2 separate regions of the Homo sapiens genome follow, and region 2 is linked to region 1. A link is a loop called in an ENCODE intact Hi-C map of the cell type or tissue named here. Cell type or tissue: heart right ventricle. All regions are shown on one strand. Each heading gives the region's core, and the rest is flanking DNA. Links, peaks and the distances in the headings are about the cores only.

What was found. Hi-C counts contacts between places; a loop is a spot of excess contacts. Peaks named below come from ENCODE experiments on the same cell type or tissue, not always from the same donor. Only the 100,000 strongest peaks of a DNase experiment are listed, where the experiment ranks them.
Region 2: a loop joins it to region 1, with 12 times the contacts of the local background. A loop is called at or near these places in 58 of 110 quality-filtered maps.

Annotation. Positions count from the first base shown.
Region 1 is chr3:50,271,954-50,274,855 of GRCh38, reverse strand. It overlaps SEMA3B (semaphorin 3B), which reads right to left. Exons shown (of 17, transcript NM_001290060.2): 7 at 1,413-1,558; 8 at 1,210-1,321; 9 at 1,028-1,097; 10 at 799-943; 11 at 274-493; 12 at 1-13. It overlaps MIR6872 (microRNA 6872), which reads right to left and starts at 1,620; the gene lies at 1,559-1,620. RefSeq lists enhancers at 980-1,503, 1,482-1,681. In heart right ventricle, for the core only: CTCF peaks have their summits at 380 (motif pointing left), 1,539 and 1,745 (motif pointing right); DNase peaks (open chromatin) are centred at 377 and 1,755; H3K4me3 peaks cover 1,189 bases; H3K27ac peaks cover 385 bases; H3K27me3 peaks cover 64 bases.
Region 2 is chr3:50,117,626-50,120,527 of GRCh38, reverse strand. RBM5 (RNA binding motif protein 5) reads right to left here. Exons shown (of 25, transcript NM_005778.4): 25 at 1,507-2,197. The coding sequence ends at 2,072. It overlaps SEMA3F-AS1 (SEMA3F antisense RNA 1), which reads left to right. Exons shown (of 4, transcript NR_135301.1): 4 at 2,280-2,902. Among named protein-coding and RNA genes, the nearest start is that of RBM5-AS1, 18 kb to the right of the region's middle. RefSeq lists an enhancer at 1-230. In heart right ventricle, for the core only: no CTCF peak of the experiment used is centred there; no DNase peak of the experiment used is centred there.

The DNA.
Region 1 (2,902 bases), core at 287-2,786:
ACCGTGCCAACGTCTGCAGGGATGAGAAGGGGTAATGACCATTGGTGCTCCCGGACAGCTGGGGCTAGTGTCTCCTCGCCTTTGAGGCGTCTACCCTCAGCATGTTTGGGTTGTGAAGAGTGTGGACTGGAAGAGTGTGGGTTGGGCAGCATCCACAGGGTGGAGACACAGCCCAGGAAAGGATGTGGAGATGGGACTGAACAGGGAGAGCTTCCATCAGCAGCCCACAGGGCCTGGCTGGGAGCCTGGGGGTCGCTGTGGAGGGACCCTGACCTGTGCCAATGAAGAGGACGTCATAGTGTCCGTCAGCGGCTGCAACCCGGTCCGCGGCAATTTGAGTGAAGGTGTAATTGGCTCCAACTTGTAGGAAAAGAGGGCGCCCCCCAGTGGGCAGGACAGAGTTGTACATGAGGGGGTGGTTCCGCGCAAACTGGATGACATCGTCTGGGAAGTCCTTGGTGGAACTGAAGGTGCCAAAGGTCTTGCTGGGGCACTGGGGGTGGGGGAAAGGGAGGCACAGCAGGGATATAGATATGGGGGCTTGATAGGCAGCCCTCCATGCCCAGCCTCTGGGAACATGGAGGGGGATGGGGACAGAACCCTGCCCTGAGAATTAGAGAGGAGATCAGCCTTGCCCTAGGAAGTCAGAGGCGGGAAACAAGCCTTGTCTTATGATGGAAACGTTTTCCCACCCATAACTAAAGGAAGAAACCACATTCACCAAGAAGACCCCAGGCCAAGTTCTCAAACCCTTGAGGCTTTGAAGTGGGTTGTAGCAGAAGTCCCTGGGCTACGAACCATGCCTGGCCGCGGGTAGGGGACGCGACCCTGGTATGACACCCACTGGTGCATGGGCCCCTCCTTGTGTGCAAAGGGTCCCAAGAAGGCCCGGCGCACGTCGTTCATGCTGTACACGCACACCGCAGAGCCCTGGAAGATGCTGCTGGAGGCGAAGACCAGGGCGAGGTGAGGGGCCGGGTGGAGCCCAGCGGCCCGCCCCGGGCGCTCCCTACCTCCTGCCCCTCACCTGGACGTGGAGAAGACGGCATAGAGCAGCGGGGTCCGGTGGTCCCGCGAGGACAACAGAAACACATCCTCTGCGGGGAAGGGGCCTAGCTGGGGTAGGGCGCACAGCCCCGCTGCGGCGGGGGCTCCCGGAGTCTGCGCCGCTGCCCCCCTCCCCAACCCCATACCCACTCCCGCACTCACGGAGCTGATCGAAGTGGGTGTCGCCCTCGACGCCGGGCACCGAGCACACCAGCCGCGCCTTCAGGAACGTCGTCCACTTGTTGACCAGGCTGCGCTGGCCGCCCACGTCGTTCTGCCGGGACGATCAAAGGGGATGAGGGCGAGACCAGGGCAGGCAAAGGGGTAGGGGCAGGGTCGCCGGGTGTGGCCCAGGGACTCCTCACCCGGCAGATCTGGCCAACGCGGGACACGGACAGGCGTCCCAGTGCCGGCGCCGCCTCTACCGCCGTCTCACGAAAGAAGAAGTAGATTTTGTCGTCGTCTGGGTTCTCGCTCTCCGGGATCCAAAATACCTTGACAAACTTGGGCTCTGACCGCGGCAGGAGGCATGGGTCAGCGGGTCCTGGCCTTGCCTCCTGATGCGAGACCCACGCGCTGCTTCCCCTTCCCGTAGTGCGGGCACAGCACCCGGGATCACAGTGTCTGACCACCCAACCTCTAGCACCATGTCCAGTTGGCGCTCTGCGCGGACCGAATCCAAAGGATCAGGGCCTGCGAGGCAAGAAGCAGCCGCGAGGGGGCAGCAGAGACCGTGGCTACCTGGGGGCGCAGGCGTGAAGCCCGGCTAGCCTCCGATCTCGCCCCACACGTCGCCCAGCACCTTAGGCTGGGGTAGGAGGGAGATGAGGTAATCTGGTTTCACCTTCACTCATGAATCTTCCTCTCTAGCATAACCAGATGCTCCCCACTCCTGCTTCAAATCCTTCTGCTGGGTCCCATTGCTCTTTATTATTATTATTATTATTATTATTTGTTTATTTATTTATTTTTTGAGACAGTCTCGCTCTGTCGCCCAGGCTGGAGTGCTCGATCTCGGCTCACTGCAACCTCAGCCTCCCAAGTAGCTGAGATTACAGTCAGAGCCTACCACCACACCTGGCTTTTTTTTTTTTTTTTGAGACGAAGTCTCGCTCTATTGCCCAGGCTGGAATGCAGTGGCACAGTCTCCATTCACTGCAACCTCCGCCTCCTAGGTTCAAGCGATTCTCCTGCCTCAGCCTCCTGAGTAGCTGGGATTACAGATGCACACCATCATGCCGGACTAATTTTTGTATATTTAGTAGAGACGGGGTTACACCATGTTGGCCAGGCTGGTCTCAAATGCCTGAACTCAGGTGATCCGCCCGCCTCAGCCTCCCAAAGTGCTGGGATTACAGGTGCACACCACTGCACCCGGCCAATTTTTGTATTTTTTAGTAGAGACAGGGTTTCACCATGTTGGCCAGGCTAGTCTCAAACTCCTGGCCTCAAGCGATTTGCCTGCCTCCGCCTCCCAAAGTGCTGAGATTACAGGTGTGAGCCACTGTGCCCACCAGCCCATAGCCCTTATTTAATTTTTATTTGATTTAGAGACAGGGTCTGCTCTGTCCTGCAGTGGCAGCATCATGGCTCACTGCAGCCTCCAACTCCTGGGCTCAAGTGATCCTTCCATCTCAGCCTCCTGACTAGCCAGGACTACAGGTGTGTGCATGCCACTGCCCCCAGCTAATTTTATTTTATTTTTTGTCTTGCTTTGTAGCCCAGGCTGGTATGAAACTCCTGTCTTCAAGCAATCTGTCTGCCTCAGCCTCCCAAAGTGCTGGGATTACAGGTGCAAGCCATTGTGCCCAGCCCCCATGACTCTTAGAATAAATGACTCTGGCCCCTGACAGTC
Region 2 (2,902 bases), core at 280-2,779, 150 kb after region 1:
GGCCCTCATTTGTGAAGTTCCCAAGCCTTACTCTGCAGAAACCCAGGCTTGGGGCTTCTGCATTTGCGTCCACCTCTCCCTAGCCAGAGCTGTGATTAGGCTCAGCTTCTCCAAGGCACTACCCTACAGGCCAGGGTGAGGACCTCCTGAGCATTTTCTATTCCTTAACGCCCTGCCCGAAAAGAGGAAAACGTGACCACCCACAAAAGCAAGTCTAGCTTCAAAAGTAAACTGCAGAGAAAAGGCCACCTTAACTGCATGCCCAATCTGTGGAGCTTAAGCACTCAGTTTGGCCAGATTGGCAATGTGAGCAACCCATCACATCATCTGGTCCCAAGAACAGCCTGAGATCCAGGTATACTTCCTGACCTGGTCAGGCATGGTCTTCTGGGTCAAAATGATGTTCTCTGCCCTGTGGAAGAGTGCTGAGGACGAAATACCCATTCAAAACAGAAAACTCTCCAATGCCCCCAGGACCTCCTTAGCAGCTGAGAAGATGCAGTGAGTGGAGTGCTGCCAGGGGGAGATGACCTCCTCAGTTTCTCCATCGCAGCAGAGGGTGGACCAGGTATCACCTGTATCATGGCCAAAAGCAGGGAGGATCTGCCCTGCAGAGCAGTGACAACTCCACACTCCGGCATGTGTGGAATAAAGTCTGTGGAAACTAGAGAGGTGCAAGCACTCATGGTCACTTTGGTCTTAGCAGAAAAGCTACTAAGTTACCATGATTTCCATGAAGAGTTTTAAAACATGCTAAACTTTTTTTTTTTTTTTTTTTGAAACGGAGTTTTGCTCTGGTTGCCCAGGCTAGAGTGCAATGGCGCGACCTCCGGCTCACTGCAAACTCCGCCTCCTGGGTTCAAGCAATTCTCCTGCCTCAGCCTCCCGAGCAGCTGGGATTACAGGCCAACCACACCCAGCTAATTTTGTATTTTTAGTAGAGACGGGTTTCTCCATGTTGGTCAGGGTGGTCTTGAACTCCCAACGCCAGGTGATCCGCCTGCCTCGGCCTCCCAAAGTGCTGGGATTACAGGCGTGAGCCACCACGCCCGGCTAAAACATGTTAAACTCTTGAATTTAAAAATCCGAACATGTCAAGACCAGCCTGGGCAACAGAGTGAGGCCCCATCTCTGTAAAAAATTAAAAAATTAGCCTGCATGGTGGTATGTGCTTGTAGTCCCAGCTACTTGGAACACTAAAGTGGGAGAATCGCGTGAGCCCGGGAGGTCGAGGCTGCAGGCTCCCGAGTAGCTGGGATTACAGGTGCACACCACCACGTCTGGCTAATTTTTTTGTATTTTTGGTAGAGACAGGGTTTCACCATGTTGGCCAGACTGGTCTCAAACTCCTGACCTCAGGCAATCCACCTGCCTCGGCCTCCCAAAGTGTTGGGATTACAGGTGTGAGCCACCACGCCTGGCCAACCCTGCCTCAAAATCAATCAATCAATCAATCAGAACGTGGTGATGGGGGCAAGAAATAAACTGATTTCATCACCAGGCTTGACTGGCTCAGACATGCTTGACCCACCTACCCACCCAAGAATAAAGAGACACAGGACACCCATTTCTCAAGGTATTTCTTTTGTAAAGGAGCCAGATTTGGCAACTAGACTGAAAATCTTCCAAAATTCTGTACAAATGTGTAATATACAAATATACACAAGGCTTTTGCCAAGAAAAGACATCACAACAAATGACAGAGGTGGCTTTGGTGTCACATACCACCTACAGCATCTCAAACCCCTAGGAATGTGAGGGGCTGATGGACCACAACATAGGCTACACATGTAAACACGCTACATTACACTATGTACACTGGAGTATAAACAATCCACTGTCCTCTCCGGTCTGTTCACAAGCCCTCTGGCGGGAAGGAAGGCCATTCACCAGGCAACCCACATAAGGGGAACTTCTTTAAGGTGGGAGGGAGAACCCTGCAGAATGAAGTGGTTCACCCTAAGATCTATTAACAGCACAAGGCATGCCCTTAAAGAGACAGGCGGTAACAGCGAATTCGGGAGATGGACCACTTCTTGTGCTCCTTGTCATCTCTCTCTCTCTCTCTCTCTCACTCCATCTCAGTGAACCGGGCAAACATGGCTTTCCGGACAGCATCTTTGTAGGAATCGGCGCCCGACAAACCATATGCGCTGCCTTTGGCTCCTAGGCCAGCTCCCTTTAGCCGAACTTGAGCCTGGGAAAGCACAGAGACTGTCAGCTGGGAGGTAGGGTATGGGCTGCTCCACCTCTCACCATGCCCACTCCTTACCCAGCAGGACCACCCACCAGGAGACAGAAGAGAGAAAACTGTATATGAAGACAAGGATTTCTCCAGAAGAGACCAGGAGCAAGTATAAGGACTGGAGGAATAAAATGGGCTACGGAACACAGGCAGATGAAGCAAATCACCCACCCCTCAATGCCTGCTCAGCAAGCATCCACGCCTAGGAAAGGGCCCCAAAGTATTCCTCTGAAGGTCTGGGAAAGGTATGGTAATTACAGGCACACATTATACAGGATAGCTCAATGTCAGCAGAACTCACATAAACAGGATGAACATGGTCTACAAGAGTCTGACCTAAGCTGTGCTCCCAGGACAGAGCAGGGGCAATTACGGGTGGAGCTCCTGCCTAGAAGGCCAGTGGGTAGGGGCCTCCGATCCTGGGATATGATGCCTCAATGTGGGCTCTGATCAATTTAAAGATTTCTTATCATGGGTGAAAACCCTACTAAATTTTTTTTTTTTTTGAGACAGAGTCGCTGTTGCCCAGGCTGGAGTGCAGTGGCGTGATCTCGGCTCACTGCAACCTCCTCCTGCCAGGTTCTAGCAATTCTCCTGCCTCAGCTTCCTGACTAGCTGGGATTACAGGCACACGCTGCCACGTCCAGTTAATATTTT